Linked DNA regions of Homo sapiens: region 2 is linked to region 1. A link is a loop called in an ENCODE intact Hi-C map of the cell type or tissue named here. Cell type or tissue: IMR-90. All regions are shown on one strand. Links, peaks and the distances in the headings refer to the core of each region. The heading gives the core; the rest is flanking DNA.

Region 1 (15,762 bases), core at 3,929-11,928:
AACATAGCGAGACCTTGTCTCTAAAAAGTAACTCAATTACATTTGAGCATAGCATATGATTATAGATATTATAAACTAAGATTCAAATGAATATTAATAAGTAAAATGATATAAATCAATTAAAATTAAAATTACAAGTACTGGTAGGCCTATATTCTTTAACTACCAAGAAAATGAAATGTCTTTAAGATTGATTGTTGGACTGTCTTGACTACCTACTATACCATGTCAACCCACATTTACTATGCCCCTATTCCAATCTACCAAACACTACTAGCCAGCTGTGTCAAAGAACAGATCCAGTGATACTACCATGCTTACTTAAAAACTTCCATTATTTCCTATCACTGCTGGAGGGGAGAGGCAAAACCAGAGGCAGGGAGAGCAATTATGAGACTACTGTAATAATCTGGGCAAGTGATAATGGCATCATGAACTAGAAGGGAAGAAGTAGAGGTAGTAAAAGGTAGTTAGATTTGCAATATATATTGAAGGCAGAGTCAAAAGTGATTGGGTTCTCGGCTGGACGTGGTGGCTCGTACCTGTAATCCCAGTACTTTGGGAGGCTGAGGCGGGAGGATCGCCTGAGGTCAGGAGTTCGAGACCAGCCTGGCCAACACAGTGAAACCCTGTCTCTACTAAGAATACAAAAATTAGCTGGGCATGGTGGTGGATGCCTGTGATCCCAGCTACTTGGGAGGCTGAGGCAGAAGAATCACTTGAACCCGGGAGGCAGAGGTTGCAGTGAGCCAAGATCACGCCACTGCACTGCAGCCTGGGCGACAGAATGAGACTCCATCTCAAAAAAAAAAAAAAAAGTGATTGGGTTCTGATTTATGCTAACATGTGACAATGGTTATCAAAGCTCCCTGACTGCAAATCATTAGACATCTATCCCCGACCTAATATTGCCACAGAAGGTCTAAGGACCCAAGAATGACAAGTAGGCATCATAAACTTCTTTAAGAGGGTCAAAGAATCAGGAAATCGTCTTTTATGTGCTCATGGCATATCTATAGCTATTAAAAGCCCCATTATAATTTCAATGAATCAACATGTCAATAATTAACGCCTGTGTATATTTTACATACATGAAACAATAGGGGATAAAAGCAAATTGAAATACCCCCAGCTCACTAAAGAATTTACGATCTAGGCCAGGTGCAGGGCTTATGCCTGTAATCCCAGGATCTTGGGAGGCCGAGGTAGGCGGATCACTTGAGCCCAGGAGTTTGAAACCAGCCTGGGCAACATGGCAAAACCCCATCTCTACACAAGATATGAAAAATAAGACAGGAGTGGTGATGTGCACCTGTAGTCCAAGCCACTCAGGAGGTTAAGGTGGGAGGATCACCTGAGCCTGGGAAGTTGAGACTGCCACTGAGTGGTGATTGTGCCACTGTACTCCAGCCTGGGTGATGTGAGTGAGACCCTGTCTCTAAATAAATAAATAAATTAATTAATTTACAATCTAGTAAGTAAACTAAATTGCACATATAAAAAGATTTTAAAAGATGTATAAGTGTAATAGTCCAAAGAGTGTTCTATAAATTCGAGGGAAAATTAGTGAATGAATGAAGATTTCAAAGAAAAGATTGGATCTATCCCTAAGACACAACACCATGTACATTTATCTTGATCAGGTTCTTTCAAGAATACCCCCTCACTGTGTGTGATTTCAGAATGTAAGTATTATATACTTTTCCCTTACAGTACTCATATTTATAAATTGAATGATTAAAAATTCAATTTTATAAGTTGTACGCTATAATTGAATTGAAATTTATTGACTATTAAATGAATAATTGAATTATAAATTGAATGTCTGCCTCTAATACAGACTATAAAATCCATGAGGGTAGAAGCCATGTCTGTTTTTGTTCTCCAAAGTATCCTGTGCATGTGGCACATAACAGTCACTTAATGAATCATTATAAAATAAATAAGGGAAGGCAGGAAGTCCAAATTCTTCTGCCAGGTTTTCCACTTTCATGGAAATTTTATCTTTATCTACTTAGTTACAACAGGTAATCTTTGTCCCAAGTTGCCTGGCTTTATTTATAGTGCAAATTCATTTACTCGTTCAACAAATATTTATTGAGTGACTACAGTGTACAGATTGTTTAAGGGATCGGGGATACAGCAGTGAATGAGACACAAAGTCTTTATCTTTATGGAGACTATTTCACATAAACTATGTTCACTCTTGTTTTGGAGGTAATCTCAACCATTCCTTTTGTGTAAAACATCTTCTTTATTCCCTCTCTTTATCTCTACCATGAAGTCTTCCCGAATACTCAAACCACTGGTAGGGTTGCCAGATAAAATACATGATGCTCAGTCATATTTAAGTTTCAGATATGCAATGAATAATTTTTTAGTATAAGTATGTCCCAGATATCGTGTGTCCCTTCTGAAATTCAAATTTAAATGGGCATCCTGTATTTTTATTTGCTAAATCTGGCAACCTCTTTATCTGGCAATTTTCCCCTTTTCCAAATTTCCATTCTAATTGTATTCAGAATCAAAAAGATTAACATTTAATTATCCTCTTCTGTAGGATTTTTGTTTTGTTGCTTTATGTTTTAACAAATACTTGATAGATTCAGAAATTAAAATTACAACAAAGATTTATTTACAAAGTTTATTTCCCAATTGTATTTGCAATACTGAAAAGAAAACAAACAGTAAAAATTTCCAACACTAGAAGACTAATGAAAATAAATTATATTATACAGCAATCCAAAATTATAATTGACATAATTAAAGACATTGGAAAATGTTGAAAATATATTAAGTGGCCAGGTGTGGTGACTCACGCCTGTAATCCCAGCACTTTGGGAGGCCAAGGCAGGTGGATCACAAGGTCAGGAGATCGAGACCGTCATGGCCAACATGATGAAACCCAGTCTCTGCTAAAAATACAAAAATTAGGCCGGGCGCGGTGGCTCACGCCTGTAATCCCAGCACTTTGGGAGGCTGAGGCAGGGAGATCACCTGAGGTTGGGAGTTCAAGACCAGCCTGACTAACATGGAGAAACCCTGTCTCTACCAAAAATACAAAATTAGCCGGATGTTGTGGCACATGCCTGTAATCCCAGCTATTCGGGAGGCTGAGGCAGGAGAATTGCTTCAATCCAGGAGGTGGAGGTTGTGGTGGGCCAAGATGGCGCTATTGCACTCTTAGCCTGGGTAACAAGAGCAAAACTCTGTCTCAAAACAAAACAAAACAAAACAAAAAATTAGCTGGGCATGGTGGTGCGCGCCTGTATTCCCAGCTACTTGGGAGGCTGAGGCAGGAGAATCACTTCAATCCAGGAGGTGGAGGTTGCAGTGAGCCGAGATTGCACCACTGCACTCCAGCCTGGTGACAGAGCAAGGCTCTGTCTCCAAAAAAAAAAAAAAATAATAAAATAAAAATAAATAAATAAATAAATAAATAAATATATATATATATATAAAGTGGGAAAAATGATGTAAAATCTATTTCAATTGGTTAAGAATTTACATACACAGAACAGTTGACAACACTCTTTATAAATGCAATGGCATGAAGGAGAAAGATCAAGGAACTCCAGATTAAGGAAACCAAAGAAACATGACAAGTTAAGGCAATGCATGATCCATGATCCTGGAAAACAAAATCACTAGAAAGAACATTCTTGGGACAGCTAGAAAAATCTGAATATGTACTATGGTTAAGCACATATATTTAGAGAGACAGAAAGAGAGAAAAAGCAAGAATGCTCAAAAGTGTAGTAGGAGAGAACTCTGTACTCTTCTTATAATTCTTTCCTAGATTGTAAATCATTTCAAAATAAAAAGTGTGTGGAATAAAAATAAATATGATAAAAACAAATAAAAATGTGTGGGAAAAACCCTACAAGGAAACACAGGAAAAATTATAGAGTAGTTAATGCTGGGTGATATGACACATGTTAATTTTAATTTTTTCTTTTGCATGTTTTTGTATTTTTAACGCTCTACAATGAGCATGCATTGTTAGAGTCAGAATTTTTTTTAAAAAATCGCTTAAAGGTACCTTGATGAAATGTATAATCCATGAATCTTTGTCAATTTTGATGTCTATAAACCTCCAGAATAAGAAATTATTTTTAATGTTTTACTAAATAATCATTATATAAAACACTCTTCTCAACATTTTTTCCAACTGAATACATTCCCAATTATTTTCCTAAGAGGTACCAAAAATGAATATCAAATAAGTTTTTCCATCTGCCCTACTATATAAAACACTCAAGAGACTTATAAGTAATTTTTAAATGATCTAACTTAAAATTTAGGTACAAGTAACCTTTTCAGATATATTTCCTGTACTCACATTACCTATTATATACAGAAATAAAGCAAATCTGATAACTAAATCAGTGACATCGTGGAGTATTTTTCTCATTGTTTAAAATAAAATAAAAAGAAATGAAAATGTGAAGCTGAGTTAATATAAATCTAAGTAAGAGCAACTAAAAAAAACAGAGATGAGAATATTTCTAGAAAAGGCCTATCTCTTACCATGCCCATGCCACACAGTAATTACTGCATTGAAATCACATTAAGTCGACCTAGTCTCACAAATCTTCCATTTGTTAGTTGAAAAACAGTACTAAGTTCCAGAGAGTTGTGACAACATTCTTTGTTAAGTTTATATTACTTTCACCCATTTTGCAGCCATCTAAAAATCCTCAGCATCACGCAAAATTTCTGCTAGTTTATTTTTCAGTATTCCTCATGGTATATTTCTAGGTTCCACATAACAAGAAAGATAAACTCTGACTTCAGCATAACAGATGTGAAGTTTGCTTGTAGAGTAAATTGAATTTACCTCCTAACCAGCATTTCCCTTCTGGAAGCTGGTAGGAAATGAAGAGGTCATTTTTGCATTAATACCTTGCTAAGAGAAAGAAAACCTGTCTTTCCTCATGTAAGAAATTACCTTTCTACAAACTATCAATCCAATTGGACTGATGCTGTAATATAAGAATTCTATTTATCAAATTAAGAATTCTATCTTAATTTGAACAAATTAGTACTAATACCCACTGTATTAACTTAGTAACTCCATGTTTAACATTTACTTTTATTCAAGTCAATTACTGAAAACATATATTGCCTCTCAGAATGAATTGTTCATTACAGCTCAAAAGGAATAGTAGTTTAACAATAAAACAGAAATGGGAACATCATATCCATCTGGCCCTGAAAATATCTAACACAAACCCTATGAGAAGTCATATTTCTGAATGAAAATTAGAATACCCTTCAAGGACAAGAAGTTAAAGACAGGAGGAACCAGTCAACTCTGGAATATAAGACAAAATGATAGATTTAAATCTTCTGTTTCTTAAGTAGCAAAATTTGACAATTTGGGGCTGAAGTTCCTTAGTTTTCTTTCTGTACACCATGGACTGAAACCAGAGAGGATGGAACAAAATATTTTTGGTGGAACCTAGAGTCCACGGCTTGTTAAATTAGTATAAGGGTACCACGAATTGAGGCCCAGCTTAAAACTATTCACATTGTCAGGGACCCCTAAGCCTGACCTGAACTCCATACGTGAAAACATACCGCAGATTCCTATTTTGAAAAAAGTTGAGAGGAAAAGAATGTGATCAGTAACTGACTATGTAACAGCAATGTTAACATTCTTTTTAGAAATTCCTGAATATCTAGTGCAGAGTGCAATGTCTGACACAGAATATGCTCTCAATAAATTGTGGTCAAATTTAAGTACATTAAATCTCCAAGAGAATACCTTAAACTAAAAGGAAAAAGTAGAATCTGTATGACCCTGAACACAGACATAAGTATGGAAGAATAAAATCCTTCACAATTTTGGTAAAACCCCAATTGTTCGCTTTAGTAAAGTGATCAACATGAAAAAAACATTGTTGGGTGAGAGATATTCAAGAGAAGAGAATTGAAAGTTTATTTTAACCTGGCGACATGGCAAGATTCCGTCTCAAAAAAAAAAAAAGAAAGAAAGAAAAAACTCCTCGGTTTTCATTATTTTTTGAGACAGAATCTCACTCTGTCCCCAGGCTGGAGTGCAGTGGTACCATCTCAGCTCACCGCAACCTCCACCTCCCGGGTTCAAGTGATTCTCCTGCCTCAGCCTCCCGAGTAGCATGCATCACCACGCCCAGCTAATGTTTGTATTTTTAGTGGAGAAGGGGTTTCACCATGTTGGCCAGGATGGTCTCGATCTCCTGACCTCGTGATCTGCCCGCCTCAGCCCCCCAAAATGCTGGGATTACAAGTGTGAGCCACCGTGGCCAACCTTCATTCTTATTTCTCTCTTATTATTTCAAATTTTATCTGTGCTTTCATTTATAATTGATTATATCACATGATTCTGCACCACCTCCCACCACATTTATCAAGTTTCTATAAATAGTAATCTATTAATAAAGTTGTTACATGGTATCATTAACCCTTAAACTGGTATAGTAAAAAATATATCAAGTCCTTGTCTGGATTCCTAGCACAGAGCTTCAAAAACCCTCAGAATTTCCTGATTGTTAAAAGTGCCTTTGTTATGCTGATGGGGCGACTCACTGTCAGCCCCAGGATGGGAAGTGGTCACCAGAAAGTCCAACTTTGTGATTAAATAATTGGAACTTCCGGTCAGAAAGTGATCACCAATCAAGTGGCCAGAATGTAGTGAAGAATGAAAGTCACTGCTGTAAAGGAACACATTCTAGTGTAAAAGAAACATGTAAGCATTGTAATTATATACACAAGATCACAGAATCACATTTATAAAATAACCAACTGAATGGGAGTGGAGAAGGGAGGGAAAGAAGGGGAGAATGTGAGGTAGGGAATATATGAAATGAGTATTGATGATAAGAAAACATGAATAGTTAGGCAGTACAGGAGAAAGGAAGAGGTGCTTGTAGGAGAGAAGTATAAGATGAAAATACAGGGCCAGAAAATGAAACTAAAGAGTGTATAATGGGGATTAATTCATATTCCTCTAATGTGTCTGATAAAATAGCAAAAAAAAGAAAAAAAAAAGATAAAAGAGTCTTTAAAATCTGTACCTTAAAGAATGATCACTTTTTAGTTCTTGGATTACTTTTACTGTGCTAAAATGAATTGGCTGGTTCAACTAAGTATTTGAAATAAAGCTAGAATTTTACATGCTTCTAGTGAATTCCATTTGATAGCAATGCTTAATAATTGATAACCAAATATTAAAATAACCCCATTAAAAACAGGCATTCACCTACACTACTGCTGAGAATGAAAACATTTCTAATTATTTTGGAGAGGAATTTAGCAACATCTAACAAAACGTTATATGCACTTATCCTTTGACCCAACAATTCCATTTCAAGGAATTTACTCTGAAGAAATACCTCTAGCAACCCAAGAAATATGTATGAACAAGATTATTCATTGAAAGATTGTTTTTAAGTGCAAGACTCTGGAAACAGTCTTAATGTCCATACATAAGAGAGTGACTGGGTAAAATATGGTACATTCACACAATGGGGAAAATCCAACTAAAAAAATGAGGATTATTGTGGCTGGATGTCTGTAATACCAGCACTTTGGGAGGTCAAGGCAGAAGGATTGCAGGAGGATTGCTTGAGCCCAGGAGTTCAAGACCAGCCTGGGCAACACAGTGAGACCCTGTCTCAGTTTTTTTTTTTTTTTTAAATGAAATAGGCCAGGCGCTGTGGCTCACGCCTGTAATCCCAGCACTTTGGGAGGCCAAGGCGGGAGGATCACGAGGACAGGAGATCAAGACCAGCCTGGCTAACATGGTGAAACCCCGTCTTTACTAAAAATACAAAAAATTAACCGTGGGTGGTGGCAGGCACCTGTAGTCCCAGCTACTTGGGAGGCTGAGGCAGGAGAATCCCTTGAACCCGGGAAGTGGAAGTTGCTGTGAGCCGAGATCGCACCACTGCACTCCAGCCTGGGTGACAGAGCGAGACTCCATCTCATTAAAAAAATAAATAAATAAATAAATAAATAACTAAAATAAAATTAAAAATGAGAAGGATCTCTATGAGCTTTTATGGAATGATTTCTAAGATGCACTTGATTGAAAAAAAGCTAAGTTCAAAGAGGATCTATCTATAGTGTGCTACCTTTCATGTAACAAAGAAGATACAGTAAAATATGCATTTAGCTGCTAATTTGTGCTAAAAGAAATTTAGAAATGTGAGCCAGAAACTAATGAGATTATTTATAGAGGGTAGGTAGGAAGAAACAGGGTAGGAATAGAGACAGAATGGGGAATGAGGAAGATGAGGGATAAGGGAGGAGCGACACTACTGAGTAAACCTTTTCATATAGTTCTGATGTTAAGAACCATATAAATGTTTCACATATTTAAAAAAAATTAAAATACTTGAAGGGGAAAGGAACTAACTTTAACTAAAAGCCTGTGTTTTGACAATATACACAAAAGGCTAAAGACAAAAAAAATTGTACACAGATATTGAGCTCTTAGTAAATTTGTTTTTCACAGCATATTAGTTATTATTGTGTAACAAATTGCTCCAAAACTTAGTGACTTAAAATAACAAACACTTATTATCTCCATAGTTTCCAGGAAAAGGAATCCAGGCATGGCTTAGCTGAGTGCCTCTGACTCAAGATTTCACAAGACTGCAACTGAGATGTAGACCAGGGCTGCAGTCATCTCGTGTTTGAGGGAGCATTTGCTTCCAAGGTCACCATGTGACCTCCTGGGCTCAAGCGATCCTCTTACCTCAGCCTCCCAAGTAGCTGGGACTACAGGTGCATGCCACTATGCCCAGCTAATTTTTATATTTTTAGTACAGATAGGGTTATACCATGTTGCCCAGGCTGGTCTTGAACTCCTAAGCCCAAGCGATCTGTCCTCCTTGGCTCCCCAGAGTGCTGGGATTACAGGCGTAAGCCACTATGCCTGGCCAGAAATAGTAACTTTGAAGTGAATAAACTGGGCCAACATTTTCTTAACCATGTGATCAAAGTTAGTATTACCAGTAACGAAACACACTAAAATCTTAGTATAACGCATGAAAAAAGACACAATAGCATTTCTGTGTTGTGTTGTTTTTTTTTAGGGGGGGGGGGTGTGTGGGGGTTCTCGTTCTGTAACCCAGGCTGGAGTCCAGGGTGGCAATCATGGCTCAATGCAGCCTCAAACTCCTGGGCTCAAGCAATCCTCCTGCCTCAGCCTCCCAAGTAGTTGGGACTACAGGAATGTGCCATCATGCCTGGTGAATTTTACTTTTTGTAGAGACAGCATCTTGCTATGTTGCCCAGGCTGTTTCTATGGTATTCCTATAAAAAATGTATTAATCATGAGGAAACTCCACACTGAAGGGCATTCTACAAAAAACCAGTCAGGACTCTTCAAAATTGTCATGGTCATAAAGACAAAGACTGAAGAACCATTCTAGATTAAAGAGACGAAGGAAATGTGGTAACTAAATGCAATGTGAGCAACCTGGACTGGATCTGGATCAGTCAAAAAGGATATTAGGATTTTTCCAAATGTAAACATTCTATATAGCCATATTAAAATTACCAAAACTAAAAAAATTAATGTTAAGCTGGGTGCGGTGACTCATGCCTGTAATCCCAGCACTTTGCGAGGCCAAGGCAGGCCAATCACCTGAGGTCAGGAGTTCGAGACCAGCATGGCCAACATGGCGAAACCCCGTCTCTACTAGTAATACAAAAATTAGCCAGGCATGGTGGCAGGAACTTGTAACCCCAGCTACTCAGGAGGCTGAGGCAGGAGAATTGCTTGAACCCGGAAGGTGGAGGTTGCAGTGAGCCGAGATGATGCCACTGCACTCCAGTCTGGGCAACAGAGCAAGACTCCATATCAAAATAAATAAATAAATAATAAAATAAAAATTAATGTTGATAAAATACCATTGACTAATCAATGGCACCTATTTAAATTTTGCTAATTATTTCCCTCATGTCAGAATTTTGGCTTCTTGACTCCTATTTTCTCTGTGAAAAACTCAAGAGCTAGGATAAAAGACAGGTTTTCTAAATTTAGGTCTAGCACTTTTTCTACTGTGATATAAATTTACAGTTTTTATTTATAAGGATGTCAATGTCATTAAATGATTTTTAATAAACAATAATTTTTGGCTGGGTGAGGTGTCTCACTCCTGTAACCCCAGCACATGGGAGGCCGAGGCAGGTGGATCACTTGAGGCCTGGAGTTCAAGATCAGCCTGGCCAACATGGCAAAACCCCATCTCTACTAAAAATACAAACATTAGCTGAGTGTGATGGCGCATTCCTGTAATCCCAGCTATGTGGAAAGCTGAGACTTGAGAATCGCTTGAACCTGGGAGGTGGAGTTTGCAGTGAGCCGAGATTGCATCACTGTACTCCAGCCTGGGTAACAGAGTGAGACCTTGTCTCAAAGAAAAAAAAAATTAAAGGCATTAAATAAGAACATTAAATATATATTTAATATTTTTCATTATTTTTATATTATGGCATACTATACAAATAATACCAAAATAATCACTTACAAATTTATAGTACAGTAACTGAAACAAATAAAGATTAATAGAAATAGTGAATAAAATAGAAAGGCATTACTGCATAAAATATGATTATCTCCGTAGTAATTCAAACTATTTCAAATTACACAGTGTTTTTCTTTACTTGAGTGTATTTATTTTCTCCTTGCAATTAAAAACATTTAAATGCTCTTCTTAATTTTCTAATAATTTTTTTTAATTTTTAAAAATCAACACATAATAATTAGATGGCTTTTTACCAGTGATGGATGTTAGATTGGGGATGATTTAAAAGCATTTCATCTTCAGAGAGGCAATGTAGTTGGCGTAAAGAGGGAGACGAAGGAGTAAGAAAGAAAGGAGAGAGCTATGTAGAAAGGAAGAGAGATGCAGAGCATATAGTTAAATAGCCTTTGCATTTTCTGAATCTTTCCCATAGCACATCTTTACAACATGCCACTGACATCAGAAGTCTCCCTTGTGCTACAGTCAATCTCACTTTTTTCAGATGAGTAAATATATTAGAAAAACCCTAGGGAGAAAGTTAAATCTAGGAGCTGAGCAGCAATTTTACGAAGTTACAGTTCCATGTTAACTGAAATTTCATTATCCTTCTCAGAAAATACAACTATGTCAGAATTTCTTCCAAAAAGCACCATAAGTTTTTGTTTTTTTTTCTGAAGGGGTTATGTATATCCTCCGATAAAGTTTCTTTCCCAATTCCTTGATGATTTTATAACAACCTTACATTTTGTCTACATAGCCCCTCTTATCACTTATAGCAGAAAAAGGGGAATAAAGAGATCTATATGCACAGTCTCAGAAAGGGGACTTCCACCTCTCTTAGGAAGAAACAGGGCACTTCTGTATACTTTAAAGGGCAGAGTTACCATTTTTAGATACAGCCCCATTTCCCTCAATTCATGGGGGAAATATTCTGATATGAAGAAAGAAAAGATCATCTCTTTTGTCAGAATACGGATCTAGGTAACAGTCTTGAATTCCTGGAAATACTTGGAAATCACATCCTTTAAAGAATTAGACTTGGCCAGGCTTGGTCGCTCATGCCTGTAATCCCAGAACCTTAGGGAGGCCAAGGCGGGAAGACTGCTTGAGGCCAGGAGTTTGAGAACAGCCTGGACAACACAGTGAGACCCTGTCTCTAACTGATAATAAATAAATAAATAAAAGAACTAGACTTGACAAAATTTTTTAAAAATTCAAACAAGAATTCTCTGTGTATAGGGACTTGACAGAAAGTTTCTTTTTTCCTCCCAAACATGTGCTCCAGTGCACAGAAAAATAGTTCTAAAAATTAAAATAATACCTTTACAAAGAAAAAAAGGCTCTTAACCAAAAGAAGAATATCTGAAAGAAGTTGTATGCATGTATAGCACTATTTGGTGTACATAATTACACATAGATTCACACAGATTTTTTATCTTAAAAGAGCAAATGACTTCTATTTTACAGAAGTATAGAAACTGAAAAATAAGATAACCTGTATCAAAGTTATTTACAATTTAAAGAATTGATGGTTTCAAATTATTAATTAACTATTAGAAACATTAAAAAGGGTTTAAAAGTGTAAACAAAATATCAATAAAGTCTCTTCCCATCCCCATGGCAGTAAAATATATAACAGAAGAAAAAGCCAATGTATCCCATCTGGTTTAGTAAAAAGATAATGATAGTTTACTTATAAAGAGATACAAGCATCATTCAGGCTTAGAGGACATGGATAACAAACCTAAAGACATTTTTATATTTTCTTTCAAAATGTCCTGATCTATCTAGCAGTCTTTCTGTTTTTGGCATATCCTGTCCAAATATGAGTGAAGCTACTCAACAACAAAAAACAACCACAACAAACTGCAGAATTTTGCTCACTGTTTTGTAATTCGTTTGTTGATAAACGAGATTTTTTAAAAGTTAAATCAATATGTAAAGAAAGTAATTTCCATTTTCTTGGTGTATATTAGAGATTTTTAATATATTGAATCCTCTGTGAGGTTAACAGACAAAATGGCTTTCCTATAAGAAAATTTGCAATGCAGGAACACTGCCAGCAAAAGGACTGATGAAGCAGAGCAATACATTACCTTTTTTTTTTTTTTTGTGAGACGGAGTCTCGCTCTGTTGCCAGGCTGGAGGGCAGTGGTGTGATCTTGGCTAGCTGCAACCTCCGCCTCCAGGGTTCTCAGGATTCTCCTGCCTCAGCCTCCTGAGCAGCTGGGACTATAGGCGCGTGCCACCACACCCAGCTAATTTTTGTGTTTATTAGAGATGGGGTTTCACCATGTTGGCCAGGCTGTTCTGGAACTCCTGACCTCAGGTGATCTGCCCACCTTGGTCTCCCAAAGTGCTGGGATTACAGGCATGAGCCACTGCACCTGGCCTATATTATCTTTATAAATTGAAGTCATTTGTGAAATTCAAAATACTAGATATGAGGGGGAGCTTTATCTAAAGCATATCATTCTTATCCCTATGAAAAAATTTAACTGAATTCTTCTGCCCCATTTCAAACTGTTATTTTATTATTGAAACTATCTTAAAGTGCATGGTATGGGTGATTTGACTTTTCACTGTGGAGTTAAGTGGTAACTCTTGACAAAGCAGTTATTATCATGAGATAATTGACTGTATTTGAGAGTTAAGCATCCTGAGGCAAAGTTGAGTGTACTTAATCCTTGCAGGTTAATTATCTAGTGATTATGGAGCCTTGAAAGGCATTACTCCTAAGAACCATTTGCAAAATGACATAATTTAAAAAAACCTTCTTAATTTAATAAAAATGAAAAACAAGAATAATCAAGTTCTTTAGTCATCTACTGCTAGATAATGACTACAAAGCAGCTTGCATTAAGGGGCATCAATGGATTATAATTACCTTTGTGTAGAATGTCCTTTATTAAGCTGCTTTCGTGTGAATGTAGCTAACAAATGGTTGTTGCTGAAGGGAAAATTTCAAACTTTGAAGATGTCAGAAACAAATTAAAACTACAATGTAATATTTAAAGAGTTTTTAAACTACAGTAATTTTGGAACTACTTTAACAAGGATAACCAATCAATTCAGATGTGTAATTTAAAAGTACAAAATGCAATGTAACAGGTTACCAAAGATTTTAAATTAAAGAAACAGAAATTTGTCACTATGTATTTCTGAACCTTGGCTGAAAGTAAACCACACAAATCAAAACCAAAGTGAGATGCCACCTCGTGCCCAGCAGGATGGCTATTATTTTTTAAATGCAAAATAAGTGTTGGTGAGGAGGTGGAGAAATTGGAACCCTTGTGTATTGATGGTAGGAATGTAAAATGGTGTACCTGTTGTGGATCCAACAGTTCCACATCTAGGTATATATCCAAAAGAGTTAAAAGCAGGAACTCAAACAGATACTTGTTCATTAACATTCACAGTAGCATTGTTCATAATAATCAAAGGTGGAAACAAATTAAATGTCTATCAACAAAATGAAGCAAAAAACAAAATTTCACACATACAATGAAATATTATTCAGCCTTAAAAAAGATGAAATTCTGATAACATGCTATAACATGGATGAAGTTTAAAAAGATTATGCTAAGTGAAATTAAGTCAGACAACTTTTGTATGATCCTACTTGTATGAGGTACCTAAAATAGGCAAATTCATAGATAGACAGTAAAACAGTTACCAAGGGTGAGGAGGAAGGAGGAAACAGGAAATAGTGAGTTATTGTTTAATGGGTACAGAGCTTCTGCTTGGGTTGATTAAAAAAAAAAAAAGTTCTGGAGAGGAATAGTGGTGATGGCTGTACAACATTGCAAATGTACTTAATGCCACTGATTTGTACACTTAAAAATAGTTAAAATGGTCTAAATTTTATATTGTGTATTTTTTTTTTACCAGAATTAAAAAAAGAAAGTAAATTGTATCATTTAGTAATTATAATCTGGTTATATCACAAGAACATAGCAATGGTATTACTGTGGATACTTCACTTTTTGTCCCAGCACGTGTCTAACCAAATATTTTCAGGTATTTTTTGGAGAGAAATATCATTTCCCCTAGGTTCACTAAACAAAAAAGGAATACTGGGGTCACAAATGGGGAGAATTCAGCTTCAAAGGCACTACAGTTAAGGCTACACTCATAATAAAAAATCAGAACTACCTAAAAGAAATGTCAGGCATTATTTTACATGTTAAAAGAGGAACTTTATTAATTTATAATAAAATCTAACAGTATTAATCTTAGAATGTGGAAAAAAAATGAATCATCAGTTTTATAACATGTTTAAGCTTTAAGAAAAAATTTAAAAGATTATCTAGTATTTCTATGCAAATCCCCTCAATTTACAGATGAGGAAAAGGAATAGTAGTTGATAAATAAATCAGAGTGATGATTAAATTAAGGGAACAAAAAATAGCTTTCATAATCTAAACATTTTATTTTAATATATAAAGATACATCATTTGCTAATATTTAAAATAGGGTCAGCTGGGTGGGGGGCTCACACCTGTAATCTCAGCACTTTGGGAGGCAGAGGTGGGCAGTTCAAAATCACTTGAGGCCAGGAGTTCAAAATCAGCCTGGCCAACATGGCAAAACCCCATCTCTACTAAAAATACAAAAATTAGCCAGGCATGGTTGTGCACGCCTGTAGTCTCAGCTACTCGGGAAGCTGAGACACGAGAATTGCTTGAACCTGGGAAGTGGAGGTTGCAGTGAGCTGTGATGGTGCCACTGCACTCCAGCCTAGGCAATAAGAGCAAGACTCTGTCTCAAAAAAAAAAAAAAAAAAATAGGGTCAAAACCTTTGAGCATGCCTACAGACTGACATTCTAGAGTTTTTCTTGTAGAACCACATCTAGAATTCATAGTTTATGAATTCTCATTTTACTTTCTTAAAAATTTTATTTTTAGACAGGGTCTTACTCTGTTACCCAGACCGGAGTGCAGTTGCATGATCGTAGCTCACTGCAGCCTCAACCTCCCAGGTGCAAGCGATCCTCCCACCTTAGCCTCCCGAATAGCTGGGAATACAAGTGTGTGCCACCATGCCTGGCTAATTTTAAGAAAATAATTGGAGAGATGGGGTCCAACTATGTTGCCCAGGCTGGTTTCCAACACCTCTGCTCAAGCAATCCTCCCACTTCAACCTCCCAAAGTGCTAGGATTACAGGTGTGCGCTATGGTTCCTGGCCTAGTTTCAACTTCTTTAAAGCAGAGAGAAAACATAAAAACACCTATGAAG
Region 2 (15,762 bases), core at 5,290-13,289, 370 kb before region 1:
TACAGTGAGAAATTTTAACATATGTTTAATTGGAGACTGAAAATGAGATTAAAAGAGGATGAAGCAGGCTGGGTATGGTGGCTCATGCCTGTTAATCCCAGCACTTTGGGAGGCCTAGGTGGGCGGATCGCCTGAGATCAGGAGTTCAAGACCAGCCTGGCCAACATGATGAAATCCCATCTCTACTAAAAAAATTTAAAAATTAGCAGGGCGTGGTGGAGCACACCTGTAATCCCAGCTGCTCGGGAGGCTGAGGTGGGAGGATAGCTTGAACCCAGGAGGCAGAGGTTGCAGTGGAGCCATGATCACGCCACTGCACTCCAGCCTGGATGACAGAGCAAGACTTCATCTCAAAAAAACAAACAAAAAAAGAGGATGAAGCACAAACAGTATGTGAAGAAATAATGGCTGCGAATTTTCCTGAACTAAAATACCAATCCTCAGATACCTAGCAGAATAAATAAAAATAAATCTGTATCTTGATATATTGTACAAAAACTTCAAAAATAAGAACCAGAGGAAAAAAATATATATATATAGATAGATAGATATGGAGTTTTGCTCTTTTGCCCAGGCTGGAGTGAAGTGGTGCGATCTTGGCTCACTGCAACCTCCATGCCCCAGGTTCAGGTAATTCTCCTGCTTTAGCCTCCCAAGTAGCTGGGATTACAGGCACCTGCCACCACGCCTGGCCCATTTTTTTAATATATTTTTAGTAGAGATGGGGTTTTGCTATGTTGTCCAGGCTGGTCTTGAACTCCTGACCTCTGGTGATCCACCTGCCTCAGCCTCCCAAAGTGCTAGGATTACAAGCGTGAGCCACCATGCACGGCCCAGAGAAAATATTTTTAAAGACAGCCAGGGAAAAGACAATTACCTGAGATTGACAATTGAAGTCAAAAGACAATGAAATAATATCTTCAATGTGTTCTAACTACCTAAGAATAATCTCCAAGAATGCATATGAAATAAACAAAAATTACTCATGCCAGCAAACCTCTACTCAATGAAATTCTTTTCTTTTTTGAGATGGAGTTTCACTCTTGTCACCCAGGTTGGAGTGCAACAGCACAATCTCAGCTCACTGCAACCTCTGCCTCCCGGGTTCAAGCAATTTTCCTGCCTCAGCCTCCCAAGTAGCTGGGATTACAAGGGCCCACCACCACACCTGGCTAATTTTTGTATTTTTTGAAAAGACAAGGTTTCACCATGTTGGGCCAGGCTGGTCCTGAACTCCTGACCTTAGGTTATCCGCCTGCCTTGGTCTCCCAAAGTGCTGTGATTACAGGCATGAGCCACCGTGCCCAGCCTGAAATTCTTTTACTCCTTCAAGACCCAGTCATATATCTATTCATTTTTTAAAAATCTGCTGAGCATCTAGATAACATGCTAGGCAGTTAACATTTGACTTGTTGACTGAACTACCATGTTAGTTCAAACATATTGCAACTAGGACCACTAGAATATATTAGAACAAGAGCAGGAGTTTTTCTCTTTTCTTTGCTGCTATATCTCTCTCACCTCAAACAGTGCCTGCCATATAATAGGTGCCCAATAGGCATTACAGAATAAATTCATATTCTTTATTAACAGAATTTAAATGCTATTAGATGCTATTGCAACAGCTAAGCATAATTATTTGTTCTCTTTTTCTTTCCAAAAGTACAGTAACAATCTTAATGTTGTGCAGTTTAAAACTAGAAACACTGATTACAATTAAATGCTCATTAAGTATGAATAATGAGATTTAAAAAAAATTTAAGCCAAAACTTACCCTACAAATATGAGGATATATTTATTAATAAAAAGTAATGAAAAAAGGTAGCTTTGTAACTACTCTTCTAGTTTCATGCCTCACTGTGTTCTTCACATACCCTATGCTCCATTCCTATCAAGTGATTTGCCAGTCTGCAAACAAGCCAGTCTTTCACACTTTCATGCCAAATGCCCCTGCCTGTCCATGATGAACTCCTCTTCCACTCCATTTCTCCACAAGGAAAAGTTTCCCCATTCTTTAAGACCCAGATCAATGTCATTTCTTCTGAAAATGCTGCCTCAACACTGTTATTCAGTGAGTCAGCAACTCTCTCTTCTCTAGGGAGATAGTACAAAGGCCTTTTAAAGGCACTACATTGTTTTAGCATTACTTGTCTATGTGTTGGCTCACCTCATTAGGTAAGGGCCATGTCTCATCCATTCATTTATCTCCCTTCCCTCAAGCACCAATCTCAGTGACTGGTATATACTAAGCATCCAACTAAAACTGTTTGCTGAAGTCATGAAAGACAAAGAAAGGATTAGAATCTTTAATAGATTGCAGGAAATAAAGGAGAAACAACAACTGAAGGTAATGTGGGATCCTGGATGGGATCCTGGAACAGAGAAAAATACAGGAGGTGAAAAACCGGTGAAAGTCAAAAAGGGCCACAGTTTAGTTAATGGTATTATACCAGTGAATTTCCTGATAATTTTTTTATAACTGTGCTATGGTTATATAAGTGGTTATCAGGGAAACTGCATAAGGTTATATATAATTAACTCTACCCTATTTTGACAACTTTCCTATAAATCTAAAATTATTTCAAAATAATTTTTAAAGTGCTTGGCTGACTTGAATTATTGTGTCAAATTGTAGAAACATAACAAAGAAGTGTTCAGGTTTTTTGAGACAGGGTCTCGGCCTGTCACCCAGGCCAAAGGGCAGTGGTGTGATCTCAGTTCACTGCAGCCTCCACTTCCCAGGCTCAAGCAATCCTCCCACCTCAGCCTCCCGAGTACCTGGGACTGCAGGTGTGCACCACCACACTTGGGTCACTTTTGTATTTTTTTGTAGAGACAGGGTTTTGCCACATTTTGCCCAGGCTGTTCTCAAACTCCTGAGCTCAAGACATCCACCCGCCTGGGCCTCCCAAAGAGCTGGGATGACAGGCATGAGCCACCGTGCCAGGCCAGTGTTTAGTTTTTATACAAAGTTCCCAGATATATAAGGTAAATAAATAATTGGAGGGATTAAAGGAACCACTGCCATATCTACACTATCTGAATTTTTTTAACCAAGAATGAATTTATGTATGCACCCATCAAGTATAATTAAGAAGAATGCCCACCAAATCAATTGTGTGAGAAGTACAAAGCAAATTTAATATACCTACAAATATGTCTATGGCCCGTACAGTCAATAGCAATACACAACTCTCAACCACCACCATAAGCATTCTCTGGGTAATATAAAACCAGTTGATACACAGAAGAATATGTAAATCATAATACATGAAATTCAATACCACTGGGCAGATATTTCATTCTGACACATCACTGCACATGAAACTAAGCTCTACAGAAGGCACTGTATTATGCTACAGAATATAAAAATATGTCCCTGATAAAACTGTTGAGATTGTAAAAATACAAATATGGGATGAGGTCAGTTTACAACTATGAATTATCAAATAAAGCACAATTCAATAAAACATTTGGAACTATAGATGTAAGTGAAAGTAAAAACAAGACAAGCTATCATTAAGGCATTATGATGTCTCACAGGGTCACTATAATAGCACATGAGTATAAAAATTATAGATTTTATTTATTTATTTTTTATTTTCTTCAAGATAGAGTCTTGCTCTATCGCCCAGGCTGGAGTGCAGTGTCACAATCTCAGCTCACTGCAACCTCCGCCTCCGGGTTCAAGCAATTCTCCTGCCTCAGCCTCCTGAGTAGCTGGGATTGCAGGTGCACACCACCACGACCGGCTAATTTTTGTATTATTAGTAGAGGCGGGGTTTCTCTGTTGGCCAGGCTATTCTCAAACTCCTGACCTTGTGATCCACCTGCCTTGGCCTCCCAAAGAGCTGGGATTATAGGTATGAGCCACCACGCCCAGCCAAAATTATAGATTTTTAAATACCACCATCACAAGCAACATAACTGAATTTTAAATCATCTCCAGGGCATCAATAACAGTGGCAATGAGCAGCAATATGGGAGCTGTGGATTTCAACTGGTCCACCAGCACATGCAACCTTTTGAAATTGTTTTAATTTAAGACAAAGGTAACTAGATACTTCTTTATCTGAAAGACGGATGATGAAGGATGGAAGCACTCTTTCATTCTAGAAATATTAACTGCAATTTAACATGCACCAGGCACTGTGGTAGTGTTGGGGATACAGAGAGATACAGTTCCTGCCTTACTGGGGTTTACAATGAGACAATACTAATAAATGTGATGTCATTATGTCAATGAAAAACAGAATGCAAAGGAAGCTCAGAACCTAGTCAGAAAGTCCTCCCAGATGCAAGTGACATTTCACTGGGATCTAAAGGATGAGTGAGCGTTAGCTAGACAAAGGGAGCAGAGGTATGGCAGGGGTTCTGGACAGATGAGGCACCTTCTGTGATGGAAGATCTACAAGTGCATGGAACATGGCATATTCAAGGAAGTGAGAAAAATTCAGAATGCTGGATGTGCAATGGGGTGAAGAGAGTATGCATTTATCAGCCTATGGAATGATTCTTAAAACCACAGAGAAACTTACACGGATACATTAGACAACTGATTCTTATAAGCTGCATATAGTAATAATGTATCATTATGATTATCATCACTATGAAGAAACATATATTTTTGCCAAAGTAAGAGCATGTTTTAATAAATTTTTTTTTTAAAGGAAACAAGGTTTTGCTCCATTGCCCAAGCTAAAGTGCAGTGGCTCAATCATAGCTCACTACAACCTTGAATCCCTGAGCTCCAGCAATCCTCCTGCCTCAGCATCCCGAGTAGCTGGGACTACAAGTGTGGGCCACCAAGCCTGGCTATTTTTATTTTTTTATTTTTTATTTTAAAGAGATGGAGTGCCTGTGTTGCCCAGACTGGTCTCAAACTCCTGGCCTCCAGTGATCCTCCCACCCCAGCCTCCCAAAGTGCTAGGATCACAGGCATGAAGCCACCGCACCCAGCCAAAAAGCTGGGATTTTTAAAGATATTTTCTTTGCTTTTAAAAGAACACTATAAACTAGTCTTCGAAAACAAAGTAGAATGTGTCAACAGAAAAAAATATCAATTTGCACTGAGGGGAAACTGGAATCATATCCTAACTATGCAGCCCTTTTAAATTGTTGAATTCAAAAAACGATGGCTCATTATTAGAGAAATTCCTAATTTCTTGAGCCAGTTGCTTGAAAAAGTTGCCAATTTTGGCTGACGTCCCTCACTCACAAGATCCTAAAAGTTTCCAGAAGAAATAAAATTGCTTTAACCTTTGTAGTAAATAAGAATTAAATGTGATAAACATCGAATTAACTAAATCCACATTAGTTATAAGCATCTAATATTGAAAAAATTATGTTGAAAGCTACCCACATAACAATTCTTCAGTTAAAAAAGAATTAATTTAAATAATAAGATGGAATTTGATTTCTCATATTTTGTGAGAACAGCATTTGTTTTCTGTCACAGGACTTAAAATTTCTAGATTAAATAATTACACTTTGAAACAGAAAAGCACAATGATACACTGTGTGAACAAAATGCTATGGACTTACTAAATAAGTAATACTTTTTTTTTTTTTCTTTTTTTTGTGGGAGACAGAGTCTCGCTCTGTCACCCAGGCTGGAGTGCACTGGCGTGATCTCAGCCCACTGCAATGTCTGCCTCCTGGGTTCAAGCAATTCTCCTACCTCAGCCTCCCAAGTAGCTGGGACTACAGGTGCCCGCCACCACGCCCGGCTAATTTTTTGTATTTTAGTAGAGACAGGGTTTCACCATGTTGCCCAGGCTGGTCTCAAACTCCTGAGCTCAGGCAATCCGCCTGCCTCACCCTCCCAAAGTGCTAGGATTACAGGCATGAGCCACCACTCCCAGCCAGTAATACTTAAGGCTCATGCTAGGCTTGAAAACAGGTCTACTATACTGGCACAGAGAAATAGGTAAGCATGAGACCCCGGCACTGGGCACAGCTCTCTGCTGGGGAAACCCTGGGAGATGGCTCCCCTGCAGGGCGGTTTACTCCTGGCCTCCAGAAGCTTATCTGTTAGTGGACCGTGGGCACACAAGTTTTCTTTCCCCTTTGTGTATTCACCCTCAAAAGGGCAAATTTCTACACTATAAGTTGTTGCTGGACTAACATCGAATAATAAAGTACTTCTTTAGCAAGATTCAAGTTGAATTCAATCCTTGTGAATTCTAGAAGCAATTAACATTATGAGAATACAGTAGTCCCCCTTTATGTGAAGTTTCACTTTCTGTGGTTTGTTATCCACAGTCAACGGCAGCTCAAAAATGGGTGAACACACAGCACAACAGGATATTTTGAGAGAGAGAGAAAACAAATTCACATAACTTTTAATAGAACATATAGTTATAACTGTTCTATTCTTACTTATTTTTGTTAATTTCTTCCTGTGCCTAATTTATAAATTAAACTTTATCACAGGTATGTATTACATACAGGGGAAAAACATAATATATAGAGACTTCAGTACTATCAGTGGTTTCAGACATCCACTGGAGATCTTGGAGGTGGATAAGGGGGGACCATGGTGTTTCAAAATCTTGTTTGGAGTTTACAAAGGGAATGCTTAATTTCTGATTTATCTAACAAAAGATACCTGTAGACTTACCTGTCATACAAAATAACCACACTGAATAATAGCTTGTCATAGCAAATCTTCCCCTCCAACTACTCATACCCCTTTCTCTCTCTTCAAGTCCTAAATTCAAGTAATACTTCACTTGACACTTATTTATCTCCAGGATTATCATATAACTACCATTGACAGTTAGATCCACTTTTTTGCAATTGACTGAACAACCCAATCAATAGCAACAAGGACACTCTGCTTTCACAAGATGACAGCTGCTCCAGCTGCTGGCTCCCTGGGGCTGATGTTGGGGAATCAGGCCAGCACAACATGACACATTCACAGGGACACGGACACCAGGTACAACACTACATCTACATGGGTCATTAGCTTGACTATAGTTAGGCAATGCCACGAAATAAGAAATGAAGAAAAGTGTCCCAATTTGTATAAAATATAGGACTATGTATTATATCCTCCTTTGTATTTGTGATTTTGAAAGCCTAAAAACTGAATATGGCTGCTCATATTATAAACTGTATTCACAGCTGTTATAACTGATGTTAAAGAAAGAGGGAGGGATAGGAGAAAGCAAAATGCTCACATAATAAATAAGCTTTCTACAATACAGACAGAGAGCTAAATACAAGAGACATGGATGAACTTTGGCTAACAATATAGGAAGTTATATATATGAATGACTGCTTGATAGAAAATCTACTGGAAAGCTGGAATTCCTCCTCCAGCCCTACCCTTCAACCTTCATCTATCTTTCTATCTATCTATCTATCTATCTATCTATCTATCTATCCATCCATCCATTTAATCTATCCATCCATCCTTCAACCTTCATCTATCTGTCTATCCATACATACATACATACATACATACATGAGACAATCAATTAACATTCCCAAACAACCTAGAAATTAGGATATTTGCAGACTGAACTTGATAGGAGTTGAAGAAATGTTTAGGAGGAAGCCAGTCTAAAAGTCCTTTGTAATATTAAAAAAAAAATTGAGCATAATTTTTGAAAAGCACAGCATCTGCTTTTAAATTAATCATAAACACTTATTGCACCTGGCTGTGATAACTCACACCTATAATCCTAACACTTTAGGAGGCCAAGGTGGGAAGATCCCTTGAGCCCAGGAGGTCAAAACCAGTCTGGACAATATAGTAAAACTCTGTCTCTACAAAAAAATTAAAAATTAGGTGGGCATGGTGGCATACGCATGTAGTCCTAGCTACTCAGAAAGCTGAGGTGGGAAGATTGTTTGAGTCCAGGATCATGCCACTGCTCTCCAGCCTGAGCAACAGAGCAAGACCCTGTTTCTTAAAAAATAATAATAACAAAAATAAATAAAAATAAATTTAAAAATGAAACAGTACATTTTCCCCCATGTTATAAACACAATACACTAACATTCTAGAAAATGTATCAAAATATTTTTCAGGAAAAGTTAACTTGACATAGATATAAAAATCTCAAATATTACAAAGTATTAATTTTTAAAATCATGATGAGAAGAAAGACAGGGGAGGCATCAAAAGAAACCAACAACATGCTTTCAATAAACATGGCATGGAATTGTAAAAACAGAAAGTAGACTAAAGGCTGGGCACAGTGGCTCACACCTGTAATCCCAGCACTTTGGGAGGCTGAAGCAGGCGGATCACTTGAGGTCAGGAGTTTGAGACCAGCCTGGCCAACATGGTGAAACCCTGTCTCTACTAAAAATACAAAAAATTAGCCAGGCATGGTGGTGGGCAACTATAATCCCAGCTACTCAGGAAGCTGAGGCAGGAGAATCGTTTGAACCTGGAGGAGGTTGCAGTGAGTTGAGACTGCGCCACTGCACTCCAGCCTGGGCTACAGAGCAATACTTAGTCTCAAAAAAAAAAAAAAAAGAAAAAGAAAGTAGACTAAGGTTTAAAGTGAGTGAAGACAGCTGAAAACTATGTTCAATAAATTTTTTAAAGCATGTTTACACACACAGAATCACATGCATATATATGCTGTCATCTAGGAGCACAAATCCCAGAGGAATGCAAGCAGTGTTTATGAAATATCCTTATGTGTATCACTCTCCGCTGGACTACCCATAGAAATCAAAGAGAGGCAAAGTTACTTTGAGGATTTTAGAGGAAAGATGTTTCACAAAATACTCAATCTCAAAATACATTTTTTAAAATATATTCTTCCAAGAAGGAAGAAAAATACAGAAGACACTTCTCTATCAAGTATCAAAGAAAAAGATCTTGAAAATGGCAAGGGTAGACTAGATTAGATAAAAATACCTCAAGCCCAAGATCGGGAAAGAAATTTAAGAGAATGCATATAGCTGTTATGTGCTATCTGTATTTACTCCATGCCTTCTTCCATTAAAATGAGTGGTGACATCTGTTTTATACAAGTTCAAGTTTCCAGTACTTGACAAACTTCCTCTCAAACCCAAGAGGAATTACCAGGGAGGTTGCAGATCTGTAGTCCATGATGTTTGAAAAATCAGGGAGAGTGAGAAGGATGCAGATAATGGAATATGGAAAAATATCACCAAAAAAAAAAGAAAAAATGTGAAAGAAGAAAACTCAGGAAATTAAAATCAAGAAAATATTGCAATGACCATCAGCAAAAGGTTTAGAAAAAAAATTAAACATATTATTTGTGGGTGCCCACAGTGAAGTTATCTCTAGAAGCCAAGACAGAGTCCCTAAGCACTAAAACTCAAAAATTAAGCTCATTTCTCCTCCTGATAAGGCTGTTGAAAACTTCAACATAGGAAATGCCACGAGGGGGTATTGGGATTTTGAAAAGGCACAGAAAAAATTCTTTTCATGCCATTATTATTGAGAAAAGAGAAATATTAGTTTAGTTATTTTTTGAGATGGAGTTTCGCTCTTGTTGCCCAGGCTGGAGGGCAATGGCACGATCTTGGCTCACCGCAACCTCCGCCTCCTGGGTTCAAGCGACTCTCCTGCCTTAGCCTCCCAAATAGCTGGGATTACAGGCATGCGCCACCACGCCTGGCTAATATTTTTTTTTTTTTTTTTTTAGTAGAGATGGGGCTTCTCCATGTTGGCCAGGCTGGTCTCAAACTGTCAACCTCAGGTGATCCACCATGCCCAGTAAGAAATATTAGTTTAAAGGCGATTAGGGGAGGTTTTTCCTTTCAATAGACATCCTATTCAATAGATAAATGACCTCAAGAAAGCAGGAAAGATGAAAAAGTGAGAATGTTAGGGAAAAGAAGAGGCAGCTGACCACAAAAATGTACTCACTCCTCCCTTGACATACATGACTGAAATCTAAATGGTTTGGGGTGGGGCATGGAAACTGGGCACTCTGCTTACCCTATAAATACTACAACTGCTCCATAAGATTTCCTTCAGAACTGAGAATGGGTAATGAGTGCTGAGTACTCTATATAGACAAAGAACTTGGGGGAAGAAATTTAGGTCTGCTGTAGAACTTAAGAAGGTCCTAAATTATGTCAAAAACACCTTTTGCCAAAGAACCCCCTTCTCACCCAGAAGGCCAGTATCCATCCAGAACCCAAGAAAGCTAAGGGAAACCAGCGCACAGCTGTGAGGCAGAGAAGGTGAGCCTGGAGCTTATGCACAAAGGAAGATTATCCAGAAAGATGTGGCAGTTCTGTTAATGCAATGCTAACCCAAACTGAGGAGTTCTGCCTGCTATCCAGCCCATAATAAGCTGGACAGGGAACAATTTTTCTGTATACACAAGGGTAAACCCTAAAATAGATATAAGGGAAAAGGCCTTGCCTTACATTATATTTATTTATTTATTTAGAGATGTTGTCTTGCTCTGTCTCCCAGGCTGGAGTACAATGATGCGATCTCAGCTCACTGCAACCTTCACCTCCCAGGTTCAAGCGAGTCTCCTGCCTCAGCCTCCCAAGTAGCTGGGATTACAGGCAAATGCCACCACGCCCAGCTAATTTTTGTATTTTTAGTAGAGATGGGGTTTCGCCATTGTGGCAAGGCTAGTCTCGAACTCCTGACCTAAGGTGATCTGCCCACCTTGGCCTCTCGTGCTGGGATTACAGGTGTGAGCCACCATACACGGCCTTACTTACATTTTAATAAGGCTAAGATGGCCATTTCTAACTATTACTTTTCAGATTTCTCATGTCCCCAGTGGTTACTTTTCCCTCAACCTCTTCACATATAGACTTGTGGATACTCTAATTAAGAAACCTTGGTTCAGAGACCAAAAAGGAGAGAAGCTGCGGAACAATTCACAGTTGATTCAGGGAAAAGGAGTCAAGGCAGCATGTGGGCTTGCAGTAAGCAAGTCTCAGGGGGCTACCAGAGGAAAGATACACATAAAATAATTTTTAAACTATAAAGGAAAAAAAAGGAACGAAGAACTTATATCATGATTTAACTGACAGGAGGTTATCTAAACTACAAAAGTATATGAGCTGGAAAAGCAGAGAATCAGGGGGAATATACTAGGTTGACCCACATAAAATTCCCATTTTTATAGGCTAAAACAATTGAATATCAGTGTCTTAGTTCATTTTCTATTGCTTATAACAGAATGCCTGAAACTAGGCAACTTATAAAGAAAAGGAGTTTATTTCTCTTTCTTTTTTTTTTTTTTTTTTGAGACGGGGTCTGGCTCTGTTGCCCAGGCTGGAGTGCAATTTCGGCTCACTGCAACCTCCGCCTCCCAGGTTCAAGCGATTCTGCATCAGCCTCCCGAGTAGCTGGGACTACAGGCACGCAGCACCATGCCCAGCTAATTTTTGCATTTTCAGTAGAGATGGAGTTTCACCACTTTGGCCAGGATGGTTTCAATCTCTTGACCTCGTGATCTGCCCGCCTCGGCCTCCCAAAGTGCCGCGATTACAGGCATGAGCCACTGTGCCTGGCCAGGAACTTATTTCTTATAGTTATGAAGACTGAGAAGTCCAAGTTCGAGGGGCCTCACATCTGGTGGGACCTTCCCACTGGTGGGGAAGAATCTGCAGAATCTCATGGTAGTGCAGGGCATCACATGGCAAGAAGCTGAATGTGCTGGTTCAGGTCTCTCATACTCTTCTTATAAAGCCACCAGGTCCACTCCCATGATAACCCATCAGTCCATTAATTCATGAATTAACTCATTAATCTAGTAATCCATGAATGGATTAGTCCATTCATGAAGGCAAAGCCCTGGTGATCCAATCACCTCTTAAAGACTCCACCTCTCAATACTGCCACATTGGGGATTACATTTCAATGTAAGTTTTGGAGGGGACAAATATTCAAAACATAACAATCAGTAATTTTATAAGGTTCAAAGGAATAACTATTGCAATGTTTTGCATTGGAAAAGCCATCATGGCTGGGTGCAGTGGCTCACGCCTGTAATCCCAGCACTTTGGGAGGCCAAGACAGATGCATCACCTGAGGTCAAGAGTTTGAGACCAGCCTGGCCAACATTGTGAAACCCTGTCTCTACTAAAAATACAAAAATTAGGCGGGCATAGTGGTGGGCACTTGTAATCCCAGCTACTTGGGAAGCTGAGGTAGGAGAATTGCTTGAACCCAGGAGGCAGAGGAGGTTGCAGTGAGCCGAGACCATGCCATTGCACTCCAGCCTGGGCAACAACAGTGAAACTCTGCCTCAGAAAAAAAGAAAAAGAAAAAGAAAAAGAAAAAAGAAAAGTCACATGAAGCAAATGACTGCACTGAAGAAAAGCCATCACGAAGCAGTGTGACTGCACTGAAGAACACCAGAATGAATGGAGGTTTTGGGCTCAATATGAAGGATGTACTGCTGACAAACAGGACAGCCAAATCAGAAACTGGAGGTGTCCAGAAGGAACACAGTAACACCCTCTCAAGAGATTTCTGTACTGGCTAGTCTCTAAGACCACCCAATGTTCTGAAAAGTTCCAAATGTTCTGAAAGTTCTTGCCCATTATGTCTAAGCAAATCGTGGTGGGTTTGGCTGGTTCTGTTTGTAGTGAGAGCAGACAACTCTCTGTAGTGAAAGGAATGTATCCTGAAAAGAGAATGGAACAAGAGAAATTCAGGAAGGCAAGAAAATAACTATTTCTACCACTTGCAGCCCACCCGCTGCAGAACTTAAATATCCTGCTTTGATCACAGTGGAATCTCAACTGACGTCTGCAGGCTGGAAGAATGAGCCCTACAAACCAGTGACATAAATTTAAAGGAAGGATTGACAGCACTGCTGAAATGCAGTAAAGGGGTCCAGAAAGGAAGCAGTCACTGGCATGTGGGGACTTAAACTGCAAAGCTGTGACCAGGTAGGTGTGGGATGGGCAGTTTGGGACCTCAAGAGCAGAGGGCACTCCAGAGGCGGACGCTCCAGAAAGGCCCAGCAGGAACAGGAGACAATAAATTTAGCCGGAAAGGGGTCTGGGTGTTAAGTCAGAAAAGTGGACTGAAGCCAAGACTGTAAACCATCCCAACTCCCAAGCTCAGGTTTTCACGAAGAAGTCTGCTCACTCTGGTCTCTTAAGCATAGTTTATAGAGGAAACAGAAGACCAAAGTAAGAAAAGTGGTGATTTCAAAGTAGATAAAAGGGTGGAAATGATTATTTTCTTGCCTTCTTGATTTTCTCTTATCCCATATTCTTTTCAGAATATATTCTTTTCACATCTACCATTCTTCTCTACTCTTACTACAGAGAGAACCAACCAAATCCACCAGAATTTGCTTAAACTAAATATGCACATCTTTCAAATGTCCCAATATTTAGGATCCAGACAAAAATATAAAAAGGGAAAAAAAAGATTTTTTTTTTGAGGTGGAGTCCCTATCACCCAGGCTGGAGTGCAGTGGCACGATCTTGGCTCACCACAACCTTTGCCTCCTGAGTTCAAGCAATTATCCTGCCTCAGCCTCCTGAGTAGCTGGGATTACAGGAGTGCACCACCACGTCCAGCTAGTTTTTGTATTTTTAGTGGAGACGGGGTTTTACCATGTTGGTCAGGCTGGTCTCGAACTCCTGACCTCAGGTGATCCACCTGCCTCGGCCTCCCAAAGTGCTGGGATTTCAGGTGTGAGATACTGTGCCCAGCCAATCCTATGGTTTTCTATTAATCAGTTATTGCTATATTTTTTCCTATTTTTCAGACCAGATTTTGCCATATTTCACTCTTAATGGTGTACAAACCATATTAAAAAGTCTCATCATTTTTATTAAACCAATTTTTCTACATAATCCTCTTTAATGAAAATATACACCTCAGCCGAAATGTGAGAAGGGCAACAACAGCATACACTTTTGAGCCCTTATGTGCAAGACAGTGGCATTGCAAGGCATGGATGGAAGGAGTGGTCCACTCAGAGTGCAGGCAATAGGGAGGGCCTTGTCAGTAGGGAATTTAAAAATAGTAATAAACCGACCAAGAGTCAGTTTGCTTTTTATTATCACCCTACACCGGCAATTCCAGACAATTCTAACTCCTGCCTGCTGGGGCTGACAGCTCCCATCACAGCCCTCTTCTCCTTAATCCACCGCTAGTGCCCAACAACGTATTAAATGCTTTACAGAGACTCTCTTTTAACCCTCATTTTACAGACAAGAAAACAGAGTCTGGCAGACTGAGTTAAATGGGGGAATGAGGATTTACCCTAGGCAGCCCAATTCCCAAGCCCACCTGTTTAACCTGCAGGCCACCACCACTCAGGGAAAAGGAGCAAAAGGCAGCAGAAGCCCAGGGTTGGGTTCAGCTGAGAGGCAACAGCTGAATTTGGATGTCATCGTCTATTAGCCTACCGCCTACCTTTTCCATCAGTCAATCAACAACTGCCTGGAGCTCAGAGAACACTTTCTACTTATTAATTTATTGCCCATTTCTTGACGGTTTCCCTAGAGAGCAGGCAGGTTAACTCTGCCACACACCTAGTCGCTGTGGCCTGAGGCAATGATCTCTCACAACTGACAGGCAATGGCAAAAAACTACCTCATGAAAATATTTTGGACTCCTTGGTGTTCACTTTAATGGGCAAGGACATCTGTGTTTTTTTGTACTGTCAAATTCCCATAATAGAAAAATTTTTAATTGCTTCACTTTTAGACTATCTATGCCTTTTACTGGACATCATCATATTGAGAGAAGGCAGGATATAAATAAGAAATAAAAACCCTTCTTCACTAGCTAATAATTTAACTGTGCAAATAACTCATTTTGTCTCCCCAGTTTCTACATCTAGTAAGTGTAATTTTAAGTTACGTCTTCAAAATTCTAGTGAAGGTAGAAGTTCTCTAACAATCTAAACTCCTTAGACCATCAAACTACAAATAGAGGCCACTGCTGTGAAGACTTCTGAAACTAAGATGAAGAAATTCCTCCTCATCCCATTCCCCAGTTACTAAAGGGGGGAGGATCACAGAAATAAAGGTGTGATTAAGTTCACAAATTTAAATTTTAAAAATCAATACATACTGAATGTGAGAAGAACTATGTAGTCACTTCAGAGATGTGAAATATCCAACCAAGCCTGGACTCCCAAAGACTGGATATATTAACACAGCTAAAGAAAGGAGGTGTCAAACAGAAAGCTGGCCAGTCATCAAGGGATGCTGAGGGGAAAGCAAGTGTGGGAGCAGAATTTTACAATGCCCTCAAGATTTGGGCCCCTGTACAATCTCTCCCTATGAGCATACACAGGGCTAGGCTTTTAAAGGGGGTCAGAGATTGTAAAGACCAAAAGTGTGTGGGAGATTTTCCAGCTGACCTTGAAGAAGCAAAATGCTACATTGTAGAGAGGGCCATGTGGCAGGGCAGCCTCTGGGAGAAGAGGACCTCAGTCTTACAACCATAAGGCACTGAATTCCACCAACAACCAGTGAGCTTATGAGACCACATCCCTGCTGACATTTTGATTTCAGCCTGGTGAGTCCTTGAGCAGGGGACCCAGTTACCTGTGCCTGGACTCATAGAAACTGTGAGATAATATACTTTCATTGTTTTAAGCTGCTAACTTGTGGTTATGTGTTACACTGTAATTGAAAACTAATACAGTGAGTCTCCAGAGAAGCTGGCAGTACCCATCTAAACATTGTCCAGACATAGAGAAGGCCATCCTTGTTGTGAGACAGGTGTTTGATGCCATGGAAACTGTGCTCATCTAACTCATGGTTTGGATGCCATGCTCACTAATACACACCTGGCCTCCTACACAG

The links. A loop is a pair of places that touch in the nucleus more often than their neighbours do. Peaks named below come from ENCODE experiments on the same cell type or tissue, not always from the same donor. Only the 100,000 strongest peaks of a DNase experiment are listed, where the experiment ranks them.
Region 2: it touches region 1 in a loop (2.1-fold over the local background); 1 of 110 quality-filtered maps calls a loop at or near these places.

What each region holds. Positions count from the first base shown.
Region 1 is chr10:74,535,129-74,550,890 of GRCh38, reverse strand. All of the region lies in intron 7 of ADK (adenosine kinase), which reads right to left. Among named protein-coding and RNA genes, the nearest start is that of ADK-AS1, 14 kb to the right of the region's middle. In IMR-90, for the core only: no CTCF peak of the experiment used is centred there; a DNase peak (open chromatin) is centred at 8,630; H3K27ac peaks cover 2,133 bases.
Region 2 is chr10:74,904,008-74,919,769 of GRCh38, reverse strand. The region is part of intron 3 of KAT6B (lysine acetyltransferase 6B); the gene reads right to left. Among named protein-coding and RNA genes, the nearest start is that of KAT6B, 85 kb to the right of the region's middle. RefSeq lists a silencer at 12,253-12,453. In IMR-90, for the core only: no CTCF peak of the experiment used is centred there; a DNase peak (open chromatin) is centred at 8,619; H3K27ac peaks cover 1,706 bases.